Regions from separate parts of the Homo sapiens genome. Here region 1 is linked to region 2. Evidence: read pairs that join two places in POLR2A ChIA-PET (ENCODE). Cell type or tissue: Panc1. All regions are shown on one strand. Each heading gives the region's core, and the rest is flanking DNA. Links, peaks and the distances in the headings are about the cores only. Region 1 has its middle 22 kb from the start of SLC35G1. Region 2 overlaps PLCE1 (phospholipase C epsilon 1).

Region 1 (11,434 bases), core at 3,856-6,355, 400 kb after region 2:
CTACAAAAAATACAAAAATTAGCTGGGCTGGTGTCATGCTCCTGTGGTCCTAACTACTCGGGAAGCCGAGATGGGAGGATCACCTGAGCTTGGGAAGTTGACACTGCAGTGAGCTGAGATCAAGCCCCTCCACTCCAGCCTGGGTGACAGAGTGAGAACCTGTCTCAAAAAAAGAAAAAAAAATCAAGAAACGCAAGCCACTGGTTTCCACAGCAAGTCTTGACCATAGCTCCACACCACAAGGGGGTGCTGTGGGATTCTGAATGAGTCACATCACTGGCACCTCAGTTTCCCCTCTGTAAAACGAGGATAACACCCCCCTCACCGGGAGGTGGCGGAGCTGAAAAGATGTGGCTGTGAAAGCGAGTGGGTCTGAGTGGGTTCTGGGAGACTGCCTTTAATTTTCCTAAATTTGAATGGGGGTTGGGATAAGGTGAGACCAAAGAATCCCTGTTCTGGTCGATTATGTTTCTAAAACTAGAACTAAGAATTCAGTGCTTAGCTTCCTCCTCTGACCTAAGTCTCTTCTCACACTCCTATTCAAAGTGCTGGGGTGGAAGGAAGCTTGAAGTCACCCTGTCCTCAAAGAATCTGACAAAAGTTATGCACCTGAATCCCAGAAAACTGCATGGAAAGCTGAATTTTAAATATAATTCCTGGAGATTCCCAGGCCCACGTGAAGGATCCTTCATTGATTTAATTCAGGCACCTTATTTTACCCAGGAGAACAAAATTTAGAAATTAAGGCCACTGAACCTGGCTGTTAATGGCTCACAGATTCCCCATCCCCAAGAATTGCTCTGGGTATAAGACCCACCTACAATGCAGTGGTGTGATTTATGCTCCTGAAAGCACATCCTCTGCCAGGTGCAGTGGCTCAAGCCTGTAATCCCAGCACTTTGGGAGGCCCATGAGGGTGGATCACCTGAGCTCAGGAATTCGAGACTGACCTGGGCAACATGGCAAAACCCCATCTCTACAAAAAATTTAAAAAGTAGCCTGGTGTGGTGGCAGCTACTTAGGAGGCTGAGGTGGGAGGATTGCTTGAGCCCTGAAGGCAGAGGTTGCAGTGAGCTGAGATTGTGCTACTGCACTCCAGCCTGGGTGACAAAGTGAGACCCCGTCTCAATACATACATAAATTTAAAAAAGTGCATCCTTGCTTGCCTCTTTCCCCCTCCCTGGTCTGTTTTCCTCATGAGCTTTTCCTGAAGAGCATATGCCCAGTAAATCACACACACCTCAACCTCTGTCTGGGGCTCTCCTAGGGAATCTGACCTCATACTAGTACCAAGTGTCACTGGCATCATTTTATAGATTCCAGACATTGATAACATGTGATGACAATACACTGATAAGATATCTAACTGCTCTCTTCACTTTATAAAATCATGCTTGGGACCTCAGAGATCATTTAGTCATCTTAGAGGTGAGGACATGTATTATATATATGTAGATATATACTTTATATTATTTATATATTTATTCTCCTGCTTTTTCCACTTAATATCATAACATGACGATTTCTCTTTACTTCTTTTTTTGTGGCTCCATTTGGTAAGCTTTGTAAAAAGAACTTGTATTTGGGGCCGGGTGTGGTGGCTCACACCTGTAATCCCAGCCCTTTGGGAGGCTGAGGTGGGCAGATCACCTGAGGTCATGAGTTCAAGACCAGCTTGGCCAACATGGTGAAACCCCGTCTCTACCAAAAATACAAAAAAATTAGCCGGACATCATGGTGGGCACTTGTAATCCCAGCTACTCGGGAGAATGAGGCAGGAGAATCGCTTGAACCCGGGGGGCAGAGGTTGCAGTGAGCTGAGATGGTGCCACTGCACTCCAGCCTGGGTGACAGAGCGAGACTCCATCACAAAACAAAACAAAACAAAACAAAAACAAAAACAAAAAACTTTTAAGTTCAGGGGTACATGTGCAGATTTGTTATATAGGTAAACCTGTGTCTTGGGAGTTTGTTGTACAGATTATTTCATCACACAGGTGTTAAGCCTAGTACCCATTAGTTATTTTTCCTGATCCTTTCCCTTCTCCTACCCTCTACCCTCTGGAAGGCTCCAGTGTCCACTGTTCCTCCTCTATGTGTCCATGTGTTCTCAACATTTAGCTCCCACTTATAAGTGAGAACGTGTGGTATTTGGTTTTCTCTTCCTGTGTTAGTTTGCTAAGGATAACGAGCTCAAGCTCCATTCATGTTCCTGCAAAGGACATGATCTTGTTTTTTTATAGCTGTATAGTATTCCATGGTGTATATGTAGCACATTTTCCTGACACAGTCCACTATTGATGGGCATTTAGGCTGATTCCATGTCTTTGCTGTGAATAGTGCTGCAATGAACATATGTGTGCATGTCTTTATGATAGAACGATTTCTATTCCTTTGGATTTCCCTTTACTTCTGTCTTTATAAAGATACTTGTGAAAAGATGCATAATATTCTAATCTATGAAGGTAGCTTTTTTAAACCTAATATACTCAAATGGAATAGTTATTTGTATTTTTATTATTATAAATTATAAAAGGGAATGTCTTTATGTAAATATTTGTTTCTGTGTTTCAGGGGTTTTTTCCCTTAGGAAAAATCTTCTAGAAATAGTTACTGGGCCACAGGGTATGATATGTATTGCAAATTTTTCAAAAAATTTTTACCAACTTAACATTCCCAACCACAATGCTGTCTGGCAATTTGAACCCTCTTGCCAATATCAAGTGTTATTTTTATAAAAACAAACCCCAAACTCTGACTTAAAGTGAAAAGAACTCACTGCTCCATTAATTTATCTTTATTTACAGTAAAGTTGATTTTTTCATATATTTATTAGCCATTTATTTTTCCTGTTTGGGGGCGTTTTCCCCCTTGTGTAGGGCTTTACTAATGAATTTGTACAGTTTTTGACAGCCACTCTGAAAAAATATTATACTAGTTGTGGACTTTGTTACTAAGCCCTTGATTTAGAGATATTTATGCTATAATTTCTCCAGAGCAACATTTTTTACCTGTTCTGTGGCAAAGTGTATGGGGAAAGATTTGAGTCTGGAGAAATTCCATTAGTAATTAACACTCAACCAAATTTACCTCCCTCGCTACAGGCAAGACGGAATGTCTTTAAGAGAGGATTTCTAAACATAAAATGTAATGTGATAATTAAACAAAATATTTAAAGTGGAATGGAGGCAGAAATGAAAACAACCAGAAAACACTTACATATTTATGAAAAAACACAAAGTGGGCAGATGACATTGTTCAAAATGCTAGGGTTAGGGCAATGTAACCCATGTGCCTCGAAGATACTAACAAATTCAGACATCCCTAATGTTAGGTTTGTCTTAGGATTTCAACTTGTGGTTTTAAAAATGTTTCTCATTTGGTTGTTTTCTTATTTCAGAAATAAAGTTGACACTAAGAAAAATCCAATTGGATAGATAATCAACACTGCAAGTCAAGCAAGTGTTTTAGCCTCCTTCTCAGTGCAGTGTTATCATTTATCTGTTTTCATGATTAAAAAAATTAAGTGCTGACAGTTTTTCAAGAGACAAGATTAAATTCTGTACTGAAATTCTTCAAGCTTGAGCTCTAGCCAGAGGTGAACTTTATTTTGGAAAATCTGAGAAAATAAGCTCCATTAATTCTGAGGTGTGGAAAGAAAGATCTTGAAATACCCCTCACTTCTCCAGACACATTATTTAACCTAGCACATTCCTTACAGCAGCTGTTCCAAATCTTTTCCACTTTCCCCAAACCCTCCTAAGCCGTATGGAGAAGGCAGATGCTGGGTGACCTTCCTTGTCCAAGCTCCTCCCATCTCCAAATGCCCCCATGTCTACTCCCACTGAATCATAAATTCTTTTAGGACAGCCCACTGTCTTTCCTTTACACTCCCCTTCTCCTAGTCCAAAACGGAGTGCCCTGTTCATAAGAATGGTTCACTAAGAGTTTAAAAAGGAATGATTGGGGCAAAATCAACTTAAACAACATGGATCCTAGATTTTGCTGGTAGTCAGACCCTGACTAGAGTCAGTTTCCTTGGAATAATGAACTAAGGCAGGAACACAGCAGAGTGCCCCATACAGGCCTAAGTTAGAACCTGGTCCTACCACTCATTAACTGGGTGATCCGGGACAAATTAACCTCTCAACCCCACTCCCCCTCATTCTTCAGATACTTCATCTCAAAAAATGAGGAACATAGAAATTCCTGGCTCTTAGAGCTCTTAGGAGGATTAAATCAGAGAATGGAGTTGGTGCAGAATGTACCAGTTAATAAGCGCTCAAAATAGCTGTAATACATGTTGTCATATATCTTCAATATATCAAACCTCTGAATAATTTGCCAGGTTTGCAAACTGTTTTCCTAATCTCTTTCTGCCTTATGCAGGCAAACCTCAGTTTAAAAAAAGGAAAGAGGGTGTTGAAGGAGAGCTGATGGGAATTGTTTCTCAGCTCCTTCACCCTGATTTTAGAACTTTGATCTACCTCTGAAGCCAGGAAAACCTGCACCTCCCCCACTCCAGGATGGAGGACAGAACACATGACCTCTGCTTTACTTCGCCATCGGCTCTATGTACCGCGACTCCCTCTCCGATTCTAGTAGTCCCTAGCTCAGTGCCTGGCGTAGGGTGGCGCGCAACAGTCTGCACAGTTGAGTTGCTTAAATCCCCACGTCCCTTCTCACGAATGGACTCTGGGCAGAGTTGCTTACTTCTGTACCTGCCTGCTTGCATCTTAGAGATCATTTTTGTTCTGCAGACTCTAAAGCTCTTCCTCTGATTCCTATCAGAGCATAACTCAATCACAAAGATTTCAGGGCGGACTATTCCATATGCATTGATTATTTGTCGGTTCACTTAGTAAACATTTATTCAATGCCTACTGTGCTTTTTAAAAAAAGAAGAGCACATGTTTAGCTATAGAAGAACTTGTTTGCTTTTTTCCCCCTCAGATCCTTTAAACTCCGGTGAGGTTACCTTTCTCTTTTTGAGGCTTTAAAATAATGTCTGACTATAGTGACATCTACTGGTAAAACTGAGCTCTAAGCCAAGGGAATCATAAGCACCTAGCCTGTTATTTTGACAGTTCTTTTTTCCCTAAGTGTGGTCCAGGCGGATGTCCAAATCAACATTCTTTGATAATAAGAACTACTAAACCACTTCATTAAAGTCACTTTCCTGCTAATGATTTCTGAATCTTAAAAGCTGTTCTGTTTAAAATACTACCGCTATCCTTGCTGAAAAATCACAGACCAAGATGCCAGGCAGCCTTTTGAAAGGACCATACTTAAGAAAGTGCACAGAACCTTAGAAAGATATTGCATTAAAGTAACTCATATTGAATTGAATGGCTGCAAGCCCTGGCTAACACAGCATTGCTATGAACTGATGGATTCCAGGACATTTCAGTTCACGAATGAATTATTATTTAAAAGTTAATTTGTATGCCATGTGGCAGATACGATAACAAAGAGATGAGGTCACCGGATTCTTCTATTAAAGAAGTCATTGGTCAGGTTTAGGATTTTATTTTACACATAATGAAGTATTCAGTTGTTAAATTCTCAAGGTATCCATCAACAGGACATTTAACACAACATAAATACTGTGCATTTGCTGAAAAGAAAAGCAGGAAGGAATAAGAAATAATGCTTTTATAATATTAGTAAATTATATTTTCTAAAATGGAAAAATAAAGCTTTTTTAAGAATAGATTTTTAATTACCTTGAATTCTGGGAGAGAAACAACTATATAATTCTCCAGTAATTTGTTGCTAGCTTGCAAAATGTTAACTACGTCTGCTGGTGCCAATGAGTTTTATCAATCAAGATGCGTTTGGCTAGATGTCCTCATGGCAGCAAGAGGCTGAAGCAGCTCTAGCACCACCTCCTTACACAAACAGAAAACACTCTTCAGAAGCCTCATTGTGAGAACAAGCAACTCTTTCCCAGAGGTGTTGCCTGCAGACTGCCTCTCACGTATCATTGGTCAGAACTGGTTACTTTGCCCCTTTCTAAGCCAATCACTGGCAAGAGGATTGGAATGTTTGGTTTAGAGACTAATTGAAATTCACCCCTACCTTAGCCCCTCCTCTGGGTTTGGGTTGGGTGCACTTTCATCAGCGCGTGGCACGAGAACTTAAAACTGGGGAGATTCAAGCAAGGAAAAAGGGAGGAGGTTGAATTTGGGTAAGGAAACAATGGTGTCTACTACAATCAAGAGGTGAATGTGTGGGGAGGATAATGAGGCAGATGTGGGTCTCTAGAAATCTGCGTCGGATGGGAAGAACGAGGGTGCCAACCCAAGAGAAATGCTGGAGCGAGAGAAATGTTTGTTTGATTTTGTTTGGTGTGAATATAGAAGAGATCTGAACATATCTATAAGCAGAAGAGGGGTCAGTAGAAATGAAGAGTTTGAGAACTCAGAAAAACAAGTTCCCGGAGCAGATGAGAAAGAATGGAATCTCCAGTCAGGTACCAGACTTTGGGATTTGGAAGACCAAATTTCAAAAAAATGGCTGAGTCCATCAGAAAATTGCCAACTTTTAATTTCTTTGATCAGGGGCTTTAAAAAAAAAGTTAACAATTCTTAATTAAAGTTACTTTCGATTACAATTAATTGAAGGTAATCACAATTAATTTCCATTTATTTATCAGTTTCTGGATTTTAAACATTTTTCTTGTTAACTTTCTCCAGTTTTTTTTTTTTGGCTATCAATTACGTTATTGTGAAAATCTGAATAAGGTTGGCATAATAGATGATAGCACTGTATTGATGTTAATGTTCTGATTTTGCACATTTTACTATGCTTATTGAGAGAATGTCCTTTTAAAGGAAATATACACTGCAGGACTGTAGAAGTGCGATGGTCAATTTTATGTGTCAATGTGGCTAGGCTAACGGCACCCAGTGGTTTGGTCAAACACCAAAATAGATGTTGCTGGAAAGGTATTTTTTAGATGTGATTAACATTTAACTCAGTAGACTTTGAGTAAAGCAGATGGCCCTCCGTAATGTGAGTGGGCTTCATCCAATCAATTGAAGACTTTAAGAACAAAGACTGAGGTTTCCGAAAGAAGGAATTCTCCTCAAAGTTGCAACATAGAAACCCTGCTTGAATTTCCAGCCTGCTGCTCTATGGAATTCAGACTCAAGATTGCAATATTGACTTTTACCTTAATTTTCCAGCCTGCTAGGCTGCCCTATGGATTTCCGACCTGCCAACACACACAATCCCATAAGCCAATTTCATAAAATATATGTCTACTTTCCTTCTTCTCCTCCTCCCTGTACGTTCTTCTTTCTCTTTCATCCATTCATATATATATATTTTATATATATATATTTTATATATATTTTATATATATACATGTTATATATATATTTTATATATATACTTTATATATATATTTTATATATATACTTTATATATATATTTTATATATATACTTTATATATATATTTTATATATATATATATATATATATATATATATATATATATATATATGGAGAACTGTGACCCCCGACTATACAGGGGTAAATGGCTTCATGTTTTCAACTTACTCTCAAATATTAACTCTAGGGGAATCTGGGTAATGGGAATTCTTTGTACAATTCTTGCAGTGTTTCTGTAATTCTGTAATTCTGAAATTATGTCAAATTAATTATGTCAAATTAAAATTATGTCAAATTATGTCAAAATAAAAAGTTAACAGCAACATTTATTTGAAAGCCAGTTTGGAACATAGCTTTTCTCTTATATATAAGCATATAAACTTGGCTACATTCCTGAGGTAGCTGACAAAGTCCAATTTAACACATAATGTAGCTGAAATACTGTGCCCTCCCACAGGGATTAAATAGGAAGAAAGCAAGACCGTTTTAACGGTGATTCAACCAGAAGGGAAAACACTGAGATTGAGTAACAAATTTTAATTCATCTTTACTTGGGTGGAAAAACGATTGCACAGTTTAATATTCAACTGCCAATGTGGAAAATGGGGGAAAAAAACAACAGCTGGTGGGTTGAGGAAAGAATGGTTGATAAAGAAGAAACAAGTGCTTGGGTGTACCTAGAGAGGAAGGGAGGAGAGTTTTAAGGGAGGTTTTGTTTGATTTGGTTTGATCTGAAGAAATTTGAGCATATTTATACACAGAGGATGGAGCTAGGGTTGAGTGAATAGTTGAAATAATATCAGAGAGAAACAAATGGGATCTTAAGCAAGCAGTGTTTTTTAAAATTTTATATACCATCAATTTGTTTTAATAGTAAAACTGGAGGACCAATATAAAGTTGTTGACTTTTATATTTGCCAAGTGAAGACTTTAAACACACACACACACAGCCACCCAAACAATGACTATCCACTATTACCATAATTTCATAAAGGGTAAACACTAATACATAAAGGCAAAATGTAAACACTTACTAGATTTAGCATGGTGTTCTTATTTCACTGAGGACTGTTTTATGGACTCTGGCTTTTTAAGTTAGTCTTGGCTGAGCATCTATAAGCACCTGTGTCTATCCTGGTAACCTGTGTGAAGCCTGCTGAAGAGGGATGTTCTCAAACACACACTTTGGATGGTGGTACATCCTCATCTCCTCCATTGTGGCTTTGGTTCTTCCGAGGGCTTGCTTCCCCTTACCTCCATAGGTGATCCAGGTAAGCCCTGACCTTGGCTCTAGGTTCCGGTTCCTCCTCCTCCAAGGGCAACCTTACAAGTGGAACTGTGGCACTCACCTCCACTGGCTTTACTGAAATTGCATGTTTATCTTCGAAGTTTTTGAATACTTTTTATCACCAATTCTGCCCTTTGTTAATGTTCAAACCCACTTATCTCTTTCTGGTTAGTGGAGCTTTACTTGTGTTTTCGCCTTGCTCATCACCTCACCATTGCTTCTCATAGAATTTTTTGGCTGGAGAAATGTATTAGCACTTGTTTCTGTTTCTCTAATTCATGTTAGATGCCTCTTACCTTAACAGGGAACAGCTGGTTTGGCTACACACCTTACTGGTGAGATTAGTGCCATTCCCCTGTGCTTTGTTTAGGACCTTTCCTGATCCACAACCTTTAGGGTAAAACTCCAAGGCAATTCATGTCCTCTTACCTGTAAATGAAAAGCATGAGATCAATTAGAAAGTGTTTGCTTTGGGTCAGACAGACTGTGTGTGTTGTGTGCTTTGTCCTCTGTCCTTTTTAGCAATGTGACTTCACACAAGTTTCTTAAACTCGCTAAGTCGTCTTTCTCATTTGTAACATAGAGAAAATAAGAATCTCAAAAGGCTTTTCCAGGGATCAAATGAGAGAAATATGTAAGGAGCTTTGACATGTGCTGGCACATGGCAGGGCTCAAGAAATAGTGCCTGCTGTTATAACCCTCCTTTCTTCCTAGCACTTTCTAGAACTATGCTGTCAAACATGCTAACTACTAGTGTCACTGAAACACCAGGGGTTCGGTCTAGGTCCTGCTGCTTGCTGCACGGAAAGGCAATGACTGAGACAATGAGTATTGCCAAGGAAAAAGGCTTTAATTGGGAGCTGCACCCAAGGAGATGGGGGTTCAGTCTCAAATTCATCTCTCTTACTGATTAAAATTAGGGGTTTATATAGCAGGGAAGACATGTTACTATGTCTGAGAAAACAGGAACTCGAGAGGCGTAAGGAAGCAATCATGATGAATGAGGGGCCTGGCGTTTCATTGTGTGGATGCAATGACGTGGTTTCAGTTCTTTGATACTTCGTGAGAGGCCTGGGGATCCTTTCCTGAGGAAGGAACTCAGATACAAACAAGGGTCAATTTCTATGTTTATCCAAAAACAACTGTCTATGGGACTGTTAGTCGGTGTCACTAGCTAGTGGAGATGGTTGCCACAAATTCCACCTGTAGTTGCTCTTGGGAGGAGGAGGAACCAAAGCCTGGAGCCAGGTCAGGGCTGACCTGAATCACCTATACAGACAAGGGGAAAAGAACTCTCGGAAGAACCAATGTCATGATGGAGGAGATGGGGATGTACAACCATCCGAAACAACTTACAGCTCTAAGTTTCAAGCTTTAAGACTAGAAGGGCCAATTTCTACATTTATCCAAAAACAACTGTCTATGGGACTATTAGGTCATTTCACTAGCCACATGTACCCACTGAGCATCTGAAATATGGCTGGTCTCAGTTGATATGTGCAGTAACTATAAAACACACATTAGATTTTGAGGCATGGTATGATGGAAAGAATGTATCTCACTAATAATTTTTTATATTGATAACATGTTGAAACAGTAATATTTTGGATGTATTGGGTTAAATAAAATATATTATTAAAATCAATTTCACTTGTCTGTTTACATTATTTAATATGGCTTCCAGAAAACTAAAAATTATATGTGTAGCCTGCAGTGTAATTCTACTGGACGGTGTTATTTTAGAATCCTGATTTTTGTCTGTGAAATAGGTTGACAAATTGATGTATGGGATCTTTCTTCAGAGATCACTCCTGGATATGACCCCATCGTCCACCTGACATCCCTGCAGAGGATGGCATGTTGACTTTATGACTTCTTTGGCCTTAAACATCTGCTTTGTACTGTTTCTTGCTTTTCTCATGCACTTAGAAGATTAAAGATCTTAATAAGATAGAGAGATGTCATCTGAAAAAGGTTGGCCAGATAGCCCATCATATCCCCAAGGGTCGAGTCATGAAGAGATGGGAAATCTGCTTGTTAGCATATAGGTGGCAAATATTGGGTATTAATTAAGATTAATAATTAATACTTGCATTTGGGTACAAGTAAGAGAAACACTGTTTTTTGGGGGGTTTTTTTTGTTTTGTTTTGTTTGTTTGAGACAGAGTCTGGCTCTGTCACCCAGGCTGGAATGCAGTGGTGCCATCTTGGCTCACTGCAACCTCTGCCTCCTGAGTTCAAGCGAGTCTCCTGCCTCAGCTTCTCGAATAGCTGGGACTACAAGGTATGACCACAATGCCCGGCTAATTTTTTGTCTTTTTAGTAGAGACGGGGTTTTGCTATGTTGCCCAAGCTGGTCTCCTAAGCTCAGGCAATCAGCCTGCCTTCGCCTCCCAAAGTGCTAGGATTACAGGCGTGAGCCACTGCGCCCGGCCCAGAAACAAATTCTAACTTAATCACAAGTAGGGAACTAATTGGAAGGATAGTGGGGATCTCACAGACTTGATGGAAGAGCTGGACAACTGGGCATCAGGAGGGACAGGACCCAGTCTGTCTACAGGATTTCTACAGCCGGCACCCACGGCCCTTCTCTCTGGGCACTGCCACTGGACAGCTCCTTCTGCGCTTGAGACCCTGCTCATGATTCAAATTACAGAGAGAGATAAACCTGACTTGGCTGAGCTCAGGTCATGGGCCTGCCCACTTCCTAGGCCATTGGGGGTAGGATTCTGAATTGCCAGCTCCAC
Region 2 (11,434 bases), core at 4,039-6,538:
GAAGACAGTTGTCTGATGAAATAAGGCTATCAGAGTACTTTGGGCAAGTTGATTGACTTCTTGGGAGCTTTGCTTATTTATCTACAAAATAAATAAGGGGTCTAAAATTACAAAAGCTCAAGTTACATATATATATTTTTTTTTTTCTTTTTTTTTTTTTGAGACGGAGTTTTCACTCTCATTGCCCAGGCTGGAGTGCAATGGTGTGATCTCAGCTCACTGCAACCTCTGCCTTCCAAGTTCAAGTGATTCTCCTGCCTCAGCCTCCCCAGTAGCTGGGATTATAGGCATGCACCACCATGCCCAGCTAATTTTGTATTTTTAGTAGAGACGGGGTTTCTCCATGTTGGTCAGGCTGGTCTTGAACTGACCTCAGGTGATCTGCCTGCCTTGGCCTCCCAAAGTGCTGGGATTACAGGCATGCGCCACCACGCCCAGCCTCTTTCCCTTTTTCTTTATAGGCGGTGTTCAATAGCATATCATGTTACACATATCTTCAGAGCCCTTTTCCTGTTTTAAGGTCCCATTCCTACCTGCCTTCAAGGGACATCCTCCTGTTGGAAAAGATAAAAGACATTGTACTAATTATGCCTTCCTTACAAAGTAGTTTAAGTTAAGCCCTGTTCCAGGATGGTGCAATGACTTACTATACCTGGGTTAAACATGCTGCCCTTAGTCACTGTCGGTAATCCATTGTGTCACTGGAGGACAAGCCACCCACAGGTTTCTCCTCCTTGGTTTGGATACTTTCTGAGGTCAAGAGCTGAGAAGGTGATGTAAGTCCTCGGGGCTGTTTAGTTGACTTGGTGAGCTTCTTGAGTTCACTTGCGAAAGAAATGCCTTTCTTTTTATCTTCTCGAGATGCCTGTGGGAACAAAGAACCTTCCATTGGTGTTAGGTTAAACTCAGGTTCCTCTGTCACATGACACTATTTCAGAAGAGCGCTTTCCTCTTCTCTCTAGAGCTTTGGAGAGAGTAGGGCTGAGGAGCTCCCCTCTAGGACTGCTTAACCGCAAGCTCGGCCACATGTTTTTTCACACAGTGAAAACAAAGCCAAACAATTTTCTCCTAACTCCATTCCTTGACTCAGGAACTTTCTCCTAAATTTCACCAGCTTCCAGATCTGGCTACAGTGTAATTATGGGTATCAGATAACTTAAGAACAGAGCAAAATAACTTTAAACTTTACCTGCACCTGCTCCTTTAGCTTAAGGATGAATTTTCCTGCACCTTTCCACTTGCTTTGGGCTTGAAACACACACTCCTGATCCAGAAGGACCCGCTGAGAGGACTTTGGTGTGGTAGTCTTCTTGTTGGTAGTGTCTTTCACCACCTCTTCCAAAAGCACATAGTCGCTTGGATTGGGGTTGCTCAGGATGCTGTAGGAATATTTGGCTTTGCATAAGGTCTGAAAGGTAAGTTATGATCAACTGAATAAAGACACAGAATCTCCAACATTTGCATTCATTCTATATGAAACTTTAAGGTGGAAAAATGGCCCAGACTAGAGATGAAGGGGATCTTCCAGATCATTTCATCCAACTCATTTTGCAGTTGTATAGTTGTAGCTTGTAATGTAATTTCCCACGTTACCTCATTTAGCTTTGCAACAGTCTATGAATTAGGTGTTATTATCCTGAATTTCAGACGAGGAAGCTTATACTTAAGACAGGTTAAGTAGATTCCAGGATATATACAGCTATAATAGTAACAATAAAGGTCTGAACCAGATTTTCTGCATGTACCAGCGCTCACAGACATGAAAGTCAGCCAGTGAGGAATAGAATCTTGCTCTTCAGGAGCGTCTCTGTCCCACTGGGCTATCTCTATCACAGAGTCTTGGATGTTGAAAGAATTTTAGAAGTCAACTGATCTCTCTTTTCATTTAATATAAGAATGTCTTTCATTGATGCATTTGTTAATTCATTAAATGTTTAGTGAGGGCCAATTATGTCCCAGATACTGTGCTGTACTTTTAGGGGAGACAAAGATAAGTTAAAGAAATGTAAGTCTGGGCCCTTTGGAATTCAAAGTCAGTTGAATAAGATGGCTAATATTAACTAAGTTATCATACAGTAAGAACAGCAAGTAACCCTTAAGTAATGTTTACCATTTGCTAGGCATTGTATTAAACATCTTACATATACTTAACCTTCAAGGAAAGTACTATCATACTATCTCCATATTGTCTATGTGGTGGTCTATGTGGTGACTTACCATGTAGTGTTTTGCTGGAGCCAACGGGAATAGTCTGGTGAAATCAGATATGGTAGGGGCATTTACACAAAAGAAATAAATAAGGGCTTTTATCTTTCTTTTACAAAGAGCTGGTTTACCAGCACACTACTATAACTAAGGCACAGATCTGAGCTTTTACTCCAGGTCTCAGAAGTAGAGCTGGGATTTGAATCTAACACAGCTTGATCTAGGGTCTGTGCTCTTAATTGTTGTGTTGTATGTCTTCTCAAATAGGTGTTTGATGAATGGCCTACCCTAACAAGGCTATGAAGGAAGCAAACTTCTCTGAAACCATGTAAACTCTCAGAGAAGCGTGATTTAGAGGAGGGGAGAGGATCAGAGTAGGCCTCCTACTTGTCCTCTGTAGGATCCTTGAGAGATGGTCAGTACCTACTGGCTTAGGTATTTCTGGGACCATGACATTGTCACTGCAGAGTCACTTCCTAAATCCATTATTATCAATGCTTTATAGAGATCCAAACTCACTGTAGATACTAAGTGTCTGTTGAAGGAATGAATTAATATTTCCAAGATTTTAAACTTTTAAAATTTGTTTTTGTTTGAGACAGGGTCTGGCTGTGTTGCCCAGGCTGGAGTAAAGTGGCACGATTTTGGCTCATTGCAAACCTCTGCCTCCCAGGCTCAAGCGATCCTCCTATCTCAGCCTCCTGAGTAGCAGGGACTACAGGTGCATGCTACCATGCCTGGCTAATTTTTGTACTTTTTTTTTTTTTAGACGAAGTTTCACTCTTGTTGCCCAGGCTGACGCGCAATGGCATGATCTCGGCTCACTGCAACCTCTGCCTCCCGGGTTCAAGCGATTCTCCTGCCTCAGCCTCCCAAGTAGCTGGGATTACAGGTGCCTGCCACCACGCCCAGCTAATTTTTGTATTTTTAGTAGAGATGGGGTTTCACCATGTTGGCCAGGCTGGTCTCGAACTCCTGACCTCAGGCAATCCACCCGCCTTGGCCCCACAAAGTGTTGGGATTACAGGCGTGAACCCCCGTGCCCAGCAATTTTTGTACTTTTTGTAAAGACAGGGTTTTGCCATGTCAGCCATGCTGGTCTCAAACTCATGAGCTCAAGTGATCTGCCCCCCTCAGCCTCCCAAACTGCTGGGATTACAGGTGTGAGCCACTGGGTTGGTTGTTTTTTTTTTCAATTAGAGACAGGGCCTCACTCTGTCATCCAGGCTGCAGTGCAGTGGCCAGTCATAGCTCACTGCAGCCTCCAACTCCTGTGCTCAAGTAATCCTCCTGCCTCAGCTTCCTAAAACTGGGATTACAGGCATGAGCCACCATGTGAGGCAATTTCCCAGCCTTAAGAGGCACACACTCCCCTTTGAGGTCCCTGTTGTTGAGGAACTTCACTCATAAAATGAGCCATCAGTGCACAGACATTTGTTCCAATAATTTATGCTGAGGAAAGGACTCAGGTGAGGAAGGGAGAGGCTTTTACCTGCTGAATGACATCCTGTGCAGTGCTGACGCGGGGTGCTTTGATGACTGTTCGAGGTTGCTCTGGAGAAACATCATGCACTTGGACAAAGAAACTCTCCTCCTCTGAGCTCAAGATCACCTCTTTGTCATCTTGAACAATGTTTTTCTCTTCTAGGTTCTATGTTTAAAAAGAAAAAATGTGAGTAAATAATAGGTTTATGCAGAATAAAGAAAGACAAATCTAGCAAAAATCTGAGCTTGTATCTTGGTGATGTAGAAACTTCTTAGCTTAATATCTCATATACTATGTTATTATTTCATAAACTGTTCTAAAAGGATATACCTATCTCCTGAGAGGAGGAAACTACTGTGCTTCTGATGATGTTGATAGATCCATAACAAGCCAATTTATCTGCTCCTATTAGCTGTGGGTTTTTTTTTTTTTTTTTCTGAGATGGAGTCTTGCTCTGTTGCCCAGGCTGGAGTGCAGTGGCATGATCTTGGCTCACTGCAGCCTCCACCTCCTGGGTTCAAGCAATTCTCCTGCCTCAGCCTCCTGACTAGCTGGGATTACAGATGTGTGCCACCATGCCTAATTTTTGTATTTTTAATAGAGACAGGGTTTCGCCATGCTGGCCAGGCTGGTCTTGAACTCCTGACCTTGTGATCCACCTGCATCGGCCTCCCAAAGTACCAGGGTTACAGGTGTGAGCCACTGTGCCCCGCCTAGCTGTGGATTTTGAGAGTCCAAGTTGACTGTAGGTAAATTTGTAGAAAGACAATATACCATTTTGCCAATTAGCAAAAGCCAAATAAGAACACAGTAAATTGTATTTAAAAGAAAGCTCACCCATTTCCACAGACGTTGAGCATTTAAGAAATGCTAGACATCTGAAATATAAACCATGAAATTGACAGGTTGGGTGAACAAAACTGCAGTGACAAGGCTGAATGAATGGCTGGAGGTAAGCCACATTGAAACAAATTTTGACAAAATTCACAGTAAAATTATGAGAATTAGATTAATTGGCTTTTTGGTGGATTATGTATCTACAGATATATGTATCTTATTAAAAATTTTCAAACAGTACAGAAGCGTATCAATAAGAAAAACCAAACTTTTCCCATTCTCATCTTTTTTCCTTCTCCCACCTTATTCGCCACAAAATACCCCACTGTCATTGGATAATACATCCTTTTAAACATTTGCTGTGGATGTTCAAATGTATTTTTGTGTATGTGACTATGTAAAGCAACACCCTTGAATTAGGTGAATTTAGATATAATGTGATTGTCAAGCAGCTGCTGCTGTTCTTTGTCCACCACATTTTCAAATGAGGATAGCTTCCCTTTTGCAAGAGGGAGACTTAGTAAAAGGGCAGGGAGAGGTAAAGTAAGTAAACAGTAGACAACCTCATCTCAGCAAGTGAGGTCTTGGCAGGAAAACTCCCTTATCCCCAGAATTCTAGCCTCATCTCTCCAGACCAGGCTACTGAAATGGGTGCTAACTAACTAACCAGAAGAATCCATGAGTTGCTGTCGCTATCTTGGAAGTTCCAACTAGAATTGTACCCATTGATTAAAGTCAGAATAGATAACTGCCACCAGGTGGCGCCAAAACTGCAACCAGGGCCAGAAAGGACTGGCTTCTGAAGCTTGCCCCAATCATTTAATTAACTTTGCAATCATGGCCTTATAATTACATGATTTTTTGTTAAATAAATAAAGATATATAATCTATTTTAACTTTTTTCAATGAGTGAAAAAATCCATTTGATTTTTTTCCCATGAATGAATACTCCATTATATAATGGAAGGGGGGGAAGAGATGAGCTATTGTCTCTTTTTACATAAAATGAGATTGTATCCTATGTATACTGTTTTACAACTTGCTTAATAATATGTCATTGCACTGATCATCATATATTTAACCAGTCAGAGAGTAAGATTGAGAGGTAATTCACATGACATAATTTATAATCTTTGTCCCCCAAACCAGGAGGCAAGAAATCAGAAAACCAGAGTTGGCACATAAAATGTCCCAACAACGATGCATTAAGCTTTATTTTTAAGAGAGCACCCTTAGGAGGCTGAGGCAGGAGAGTGGTGTGAACCCGGGAGGCGGAATTTGCAGTGAGCTGAGATCGCGCCACTGCACTCCAGCCTGGGCAATAGAGCCAGACTCCATCTCAAAAAAAAAAAAAAAAAAAAAAAGAGCACCTTTGAGCCTCCCTCAGAGCTTATTTTAAGGTATTTCTAGCCACATTAGTTCGAAGCCACAGGTTATGAACAAAATAACAATAGCCCTCACTTATATCCCTTTTTACTAAGCATTGTTGTACACCTTGTCTGTGTACATGTTTGACATGAGTCTCATGATCATTTCTTTGAGTCAAGTAGGGTAGTTTGTATATAGATTTTACAAATTAGGGCAGTGAGGTTTACAGAAGTTAGGTGGTCTGTTCATTGTGACAATCCTGGTTTACCCAATTTCAAATCCAGTAACAGAAGAGGACACATTGACCACAGGAAGATGTGGTATCTGACAGCTTGAAAGCCCAGGAGACAAGAAAATTATAAAAGGCAGGAGAGATCAGAGGTCACAGAGAGCAACTGAAGAATTTTCATATATGGGCAAACTGCTTATATGTCTTATTAGTTCCATGGGATAAAATAAATGGAAATACTTATAGCCCAAATCTGTCTCCTCTAGTAGTGCCCTCTTACATTCAGTAATTACTGAATTCATTTATTCAATCAGCAATTATTATTTGGGTATCACTATGCACCAGGTAAACCTAGATACACTAAATTTAGTTATCTTTTGAGATATATTTCAGTCATTTCAAAAATTTCCTAACAAAGGCATATAAAGGACAACTTGCCATATTTTACTTATCAGAAAAATCTTGTTAGCCTTCCCTTCTGATTTATGCCCCTTTTTCTTCAAAATGCCTTCCTTTACCAGCCTTTTGGAAGCATATTCCTGAGGTCCCTACTGCCTGTTGTCATATACTTTTTTTTGTTTTTAAAGATGAAGTCTTGCTCTGTCACCCAGGCTGGAACACAGTGGTGTAATCTTGGCTCACTGCAACCTCTGCCTCCTGGGTTCAAGTGATTCTCCTGCCTCAGCTTCCTGAGTAGCTGGGACTACAGGTGCCTGCTACCACGCCCTGCTAATTTTTGTATTTTTAGTAGAGATGGAGTTTTGCCATGTTGGCCAGGCTGGTCTCAAACTCCTGAGCCTGCCTTGGCTTCCCAAAGTGCTGGGATTACAGGTGTGAGCCACCGTGCCCAGCTTGTTGTGGTATACATTTAAATTGCATTTGGGTGTCCCTCACCTCCCCAGCTCCTCTGAGCATAAAATGAAGCTTCCTGTGACACTCAGCAGCCAGCCTGTCTTCCCTCTAGCCTACCCACTGCCTCCTGCTCCTCCCAAGGTGCTGAGTGTGGGTGATCCACAAGGATGGACACAATTTCAGCTTGGGTAGCACAGGATGGTGGAAAGAACACTGACCTGGAAGCCATAGACTTGAGTTCTTTCTACTTCTAACCCTGTCATGATTTCACCTCTCTGAATCTATTTCCTTAAGTGTAAAATGGTTTCCATTATATCATTCAACATAGTGTTTGAGGGCTTTCAACGCTGTAAATCATACACAAGTATGAGGTTTACAAATTTACTGATTTTCTGACATCGCTTAGAGGATACATACTTTTTACATGTAGCTAATTAATAAGGCAAGACAATTTAGGAACAGGACAAAAATTTAGACATTAAAGATGGCTTCAAAAGTACAGCTAAGCCCTCTGATATTTTATCATAAAGTGATTATTATTAGGGTTGCCTGGTCTCTGTCTTAGCAATTAGTGTGTCTTAATAGGGAGAGAAGGCTGGGGAGACAATTACATTTTTTTGCTTAAATTAAATGCCCTTTCATTGTCTCAGGCAAGGTCAGGGAAAGAAGGCAGTGGCTCTGGGCTCTAGAGTTGATGCTAGAGCTCTGTAGAGGCTTTAGGTCACATTCACTCACTGTGACTAGAAAGTGAAAACACACAATGGTTAAAATTGGCTATTATCTTCACTGTGCCCTAGCAAGCATGGGCCTGAGGCACCTTCTATCAGGCAAGCACTATTACATGCCCCAAAGGAGCAGATCATGTGCCCAGAACAGGGCTTGGTACATATTAGGTGCTCAATATTTATGTAATCAAATTGTTGAATAGACTCAACTGCTTGACTATCAACATGTCATGACGCATGACTGTCTATGCTAGAGAAATGACCTTATATGTCATTCTTAAGTTAGTAGGGTTTTCTCAGTTAATTCAGGGAAAAAAAAAAGTGCTTCATCAATTAAGTCAAACAGGAGCCAATCAGTTTGGAGTCAACATGGCAGTTGTTGCATCCTTTCCTTCCCAGGAATGATCATGGGAATCTTAGCACACGTAATATAAATTGTTACTAATTCTGACTCAGGCCAAGATATTATTCTTACTTTGTATGAAGTTCTGGAATATTTTCAAAGAAATATTATTATTTTACTTGTAAGCATGGAAGCTTCTATTAGCTAAAACTTCTATTAGCTAAAACTGGAAGTCAGTCATCCCCAGAATAGAAAATACCTGCAGGTTTTGCATTATACAGTAATGTGACCCTCACAACGATGTCTTTTCACACATACAAATAAAATACTGGACCCATAGCTGATGACATGCATAAGGAATCTTTGCTTCCTTTATCTTATAAGGTATGTTTTTATTTATTTTTAAAATGGAATAGTTTATTTGTGTGAGAAAACATATTTCCTTGTCTTTTTTTTTGAGACAGAGTCTTGTTCTGTTGCCCAGGCCAGAGCACAATGGCACGATCTCAGCTCTCTGCAACCTCTGCCTCCTGGGTTCAAGTAATTCTCCTGACTCAGCCTCCCTCATGAGTAGCTGGGATTACAGGTGCCTGCCACCACGCCTGGCTAATTTTTGTATTTTTAGTAGAGATGGGGTTTCGCCATGTTGGCCAGGCTGGTCTTGAACTCCTGACCTCAAGTGATCCACCCACCTCGGCCTCCCAAAATGCTGAGATTACAGGCGTGAGCCACCACGCCCGGTCTAAGGGATGTTTTTTAGATTGAATTTCTGTACCTTAGAGATAATATTCTGATTATGTGCAGAAGAATAAAACTGTTCATCCACATTTACTTAAGAAGAATATAAACCAAGTTGCAATTACAAGAAATTCTGAATTTCAGGGAGGTTGTGAGTGGTAAATGGCTAATCACATAATGAGTCGTTACTGTGTAGGCTGCACCCAGACACACTTACTTCCTGCTGGGTTTTTAAGACAATCCTGCCCATGTATCCCTCTTCTGGAAACCAGCTGCTTAAAATTTGCATGATCTCCTCTTCTGGACCAATGGCTCTCTGGAATGGTTGTTTCCTACATTCATTCTTTTCTTTAGATATAAAATATTTTTCTTCCATCAAAAAATAGTCTGTGGTAACAGGTTTGATGTCTTGTTCATTTGTCAGAATCTAAAGAAAAAGTGAAGGCAAACTGAGGAGTGAGGCAAAAACTTAAAACAAATCAACTTTCATGGTGTTCAGATAGGTTTGCTATGCAATTTATAAGTGAAATTTACTCTAGAGTATTGCATAATTCTTTTTGGAAGATCTAAGAATTCTCTTATGTTCAGAATGGATTGTTTATGTTCACTCCGGGCAACGGCACAACTTATTCATAATCCCCAGACAGCATAACTATTTTTTCCCACTGCTGGAATGAGAGCTCCTAGTGAATTAAAAATTTTAGGTTTCTCATTCCATGAACTTAGCCCTTTGTAATCTTGCAACACAGGACTGAGGGCAAATAACCTAGTTTAGTATTTACTAAGATAATCTCTTTTTCTCACATTGGAAATACTCGGTCATCTTCTCATGGAAGGTTTGTAGGGCTAGGTTCTCATGTGGTCTAAGTTCCTGGGAATTCTTCTTTAAATAAACTTCTGACAGTGTGCTTAAAGGGCTTGTTTTCTTTGTTGGCTGCTGACCCTGTGCAGTCAAACAGGGCAGCTGAGACAAAGCCCTGGAACCAGACAGACCTGAGTCTGAGGTCTGCCTTTAATACTTGTTGGCTACGAATTATTGGGTAAGATACTTAATCCCTTGGAGACTGTTTTCCGATCTACACAATGGAAATAGTAGCAATCTTAATTTTGTTTTATGGTTGAAGCATAAATCATAACATGGGTACATTAGGTGAACTCAATAAAGATGAGCCATTATAGTTACTTTTTTTTTTTTTTTTTTTTTGAGACAGAGTCTCCCTCTGTCGCCCAGGCTGGAGTGCAGTGGCGTGATCTCGGCTCACTGCAACCTCCGCCTTCCCAGGCTCAAGTGATTCTCATGCCTCAGCCTCCCGAGTAGCTGGGATTACAGGTGTGCACCACCATGCCTGGCTAATCTTTGTATTTTTAGTGGAGACAGGGTTTCACCATGTTGGCCAGGCTGGTCTCAAATTCCTGACCTCAAGTGATCTGCCCGCCTCGGCCTCCCAAAGTGCCGGGATTACAGGCATTATAGTTTTACCAATGTATTTTCTCACTCATATTGTACAGGTTACTACAAAAGGCTGAATTTGAAGGGAGTAAAGGTCAGTTGCAGTGAAGAAACTCCCTTTGTTGCCTTCCCGTGAGAAGTAGCTTGGTGATGAGAGAAAGCTGCCACCATCTGGTCTGGATTAAGCAAACACCCTTCTCCTCAGGCCCCTGCCAATAAGGCAAAGCCCAGAGCGAACACATCTCACCAGGAGGAAAAGCAGAATGTGATGGACTGAGGGCAGTGGGAGTGAAGGTTCTCAGGAAGACTGAAATCTCTCCACCCCAGCCCTTGGTCTATAAATGATGAAATGCTGTTGACTCAAAAGGGGGCCAAGGCAAATACTATAGGGATAATTCAGGATGTGAAGCTTCTGGGCCACCTCCACAAGAGGGCCAGCATCACCCCCTGCTCAGTCCTGCTTTATATCTGTGTGCTGATTTGCACGGGTGACAGTAAAGCAATGGACTGCTATGGGTGGCTCTTGGTAAGTTTTCCTTTACAAAACTTCAGCAGTGCTTTGTGATAGTGGACACTAAAGTACATGGACTGATGTATTAAAACAAAACCAAAACAAACTGTTGGTAATAGCTTCTGTTTGATAATCTATGAAATGTGACACCTGAGCTGTTTTCTCTATTTAAGTCAGTTATAAAATGTTGGACAGAATGTTAGCCTGTCTATAGAGATGTGCCCTTGAAAGACAGAGCCATTTATTGACACTTATTATTTGTGATTGTTCAGTTGGTTTTTAATTCCTCCAAATGTTATGATCCCAGCTACATTTCATCATACACCCTAACTTCAGAGGGAGCTAAAGGGCCATTCCCTTGGTCATTGCTTCCTTTAGTCTACTCCTATTCAGGAGAAGGAATTCTTTTTTATCTTTTTGAGACAGAGTCTCACTCTGTCACCCAGGCTGGAGTGCCATGGTGTTATCTTGGCTCACTGCAACCTCTGCCTCCTGGGTTCAAATGATTCTCCTGCCTCAGCTTACTGAGTAGCTGGGACTACAGATGTGCGCCACCACACCTAATATTTGTATTTTTAGTAGAGATGGGGTTTCACCATGTTGGCCAGGATTATCTCCATCTCTTGACCTCGTGATCCGCCTGCCTCGGCCTCCCAAAGAGCTGGGATTACAGGTGTGAGCCACTGCGCC

Evidence for each region. ChIA-PET counts read pairs that join two places held together with the same protein. Peaks named below come from ENCODE experiments on the same cell type or tissue, not always from the same donor. Only the 100,000 strongest peaks of a DNase experiment are listed, where the experiment ranks them.
Region 1: POLR2A ChIA-PET joins it to region 2 with 10 read pairs; 5 of 35 experiments call an interaction of 5 or more read pairs at or near these places.

The regions. Positions count from the first base shown.
Region 1 is chr10:93,910,349-93,921,782 of GRCh38, reverse strand. No RefSeq gene overlaps it. Among named protein-coding and RNA genes, the nearest start is that of SLC35G1, 22 kb to the right of the region's middle. In Panc1, for the core only: CTCF peaks have their summits at 4,862 and 5,069 (motif pointing left); a DNase peak (open chromatin) is centred at 5,019; H3K27ac peaks cover 344 bases.
Region 2 is chr10:94,314,323-94,325,756 of GRCh38, reverse strand. It overlaps PLCE1 (phospholipase C epsilon 1), which reads right to left. Exons shown (of 33, transcript NM_016341.4): 29 at 9,001-9,210; 30 at 3,698-3,856; 31 at 1,190-1,408; 32 at 653-865. The coding sequence ends at 677. It also overlaps a transcript of NOC3L not described here. Among named protein-coding and RNA genes, the nearest start is that of PLCE1-AS1, 33 kb to the right of the region's middle. In Panc1, for the core only: CTCF peaks have their summits at 4,987 and 5,282 (motif pointing right); a DNase peak (open chromatin) is centred at 5,246.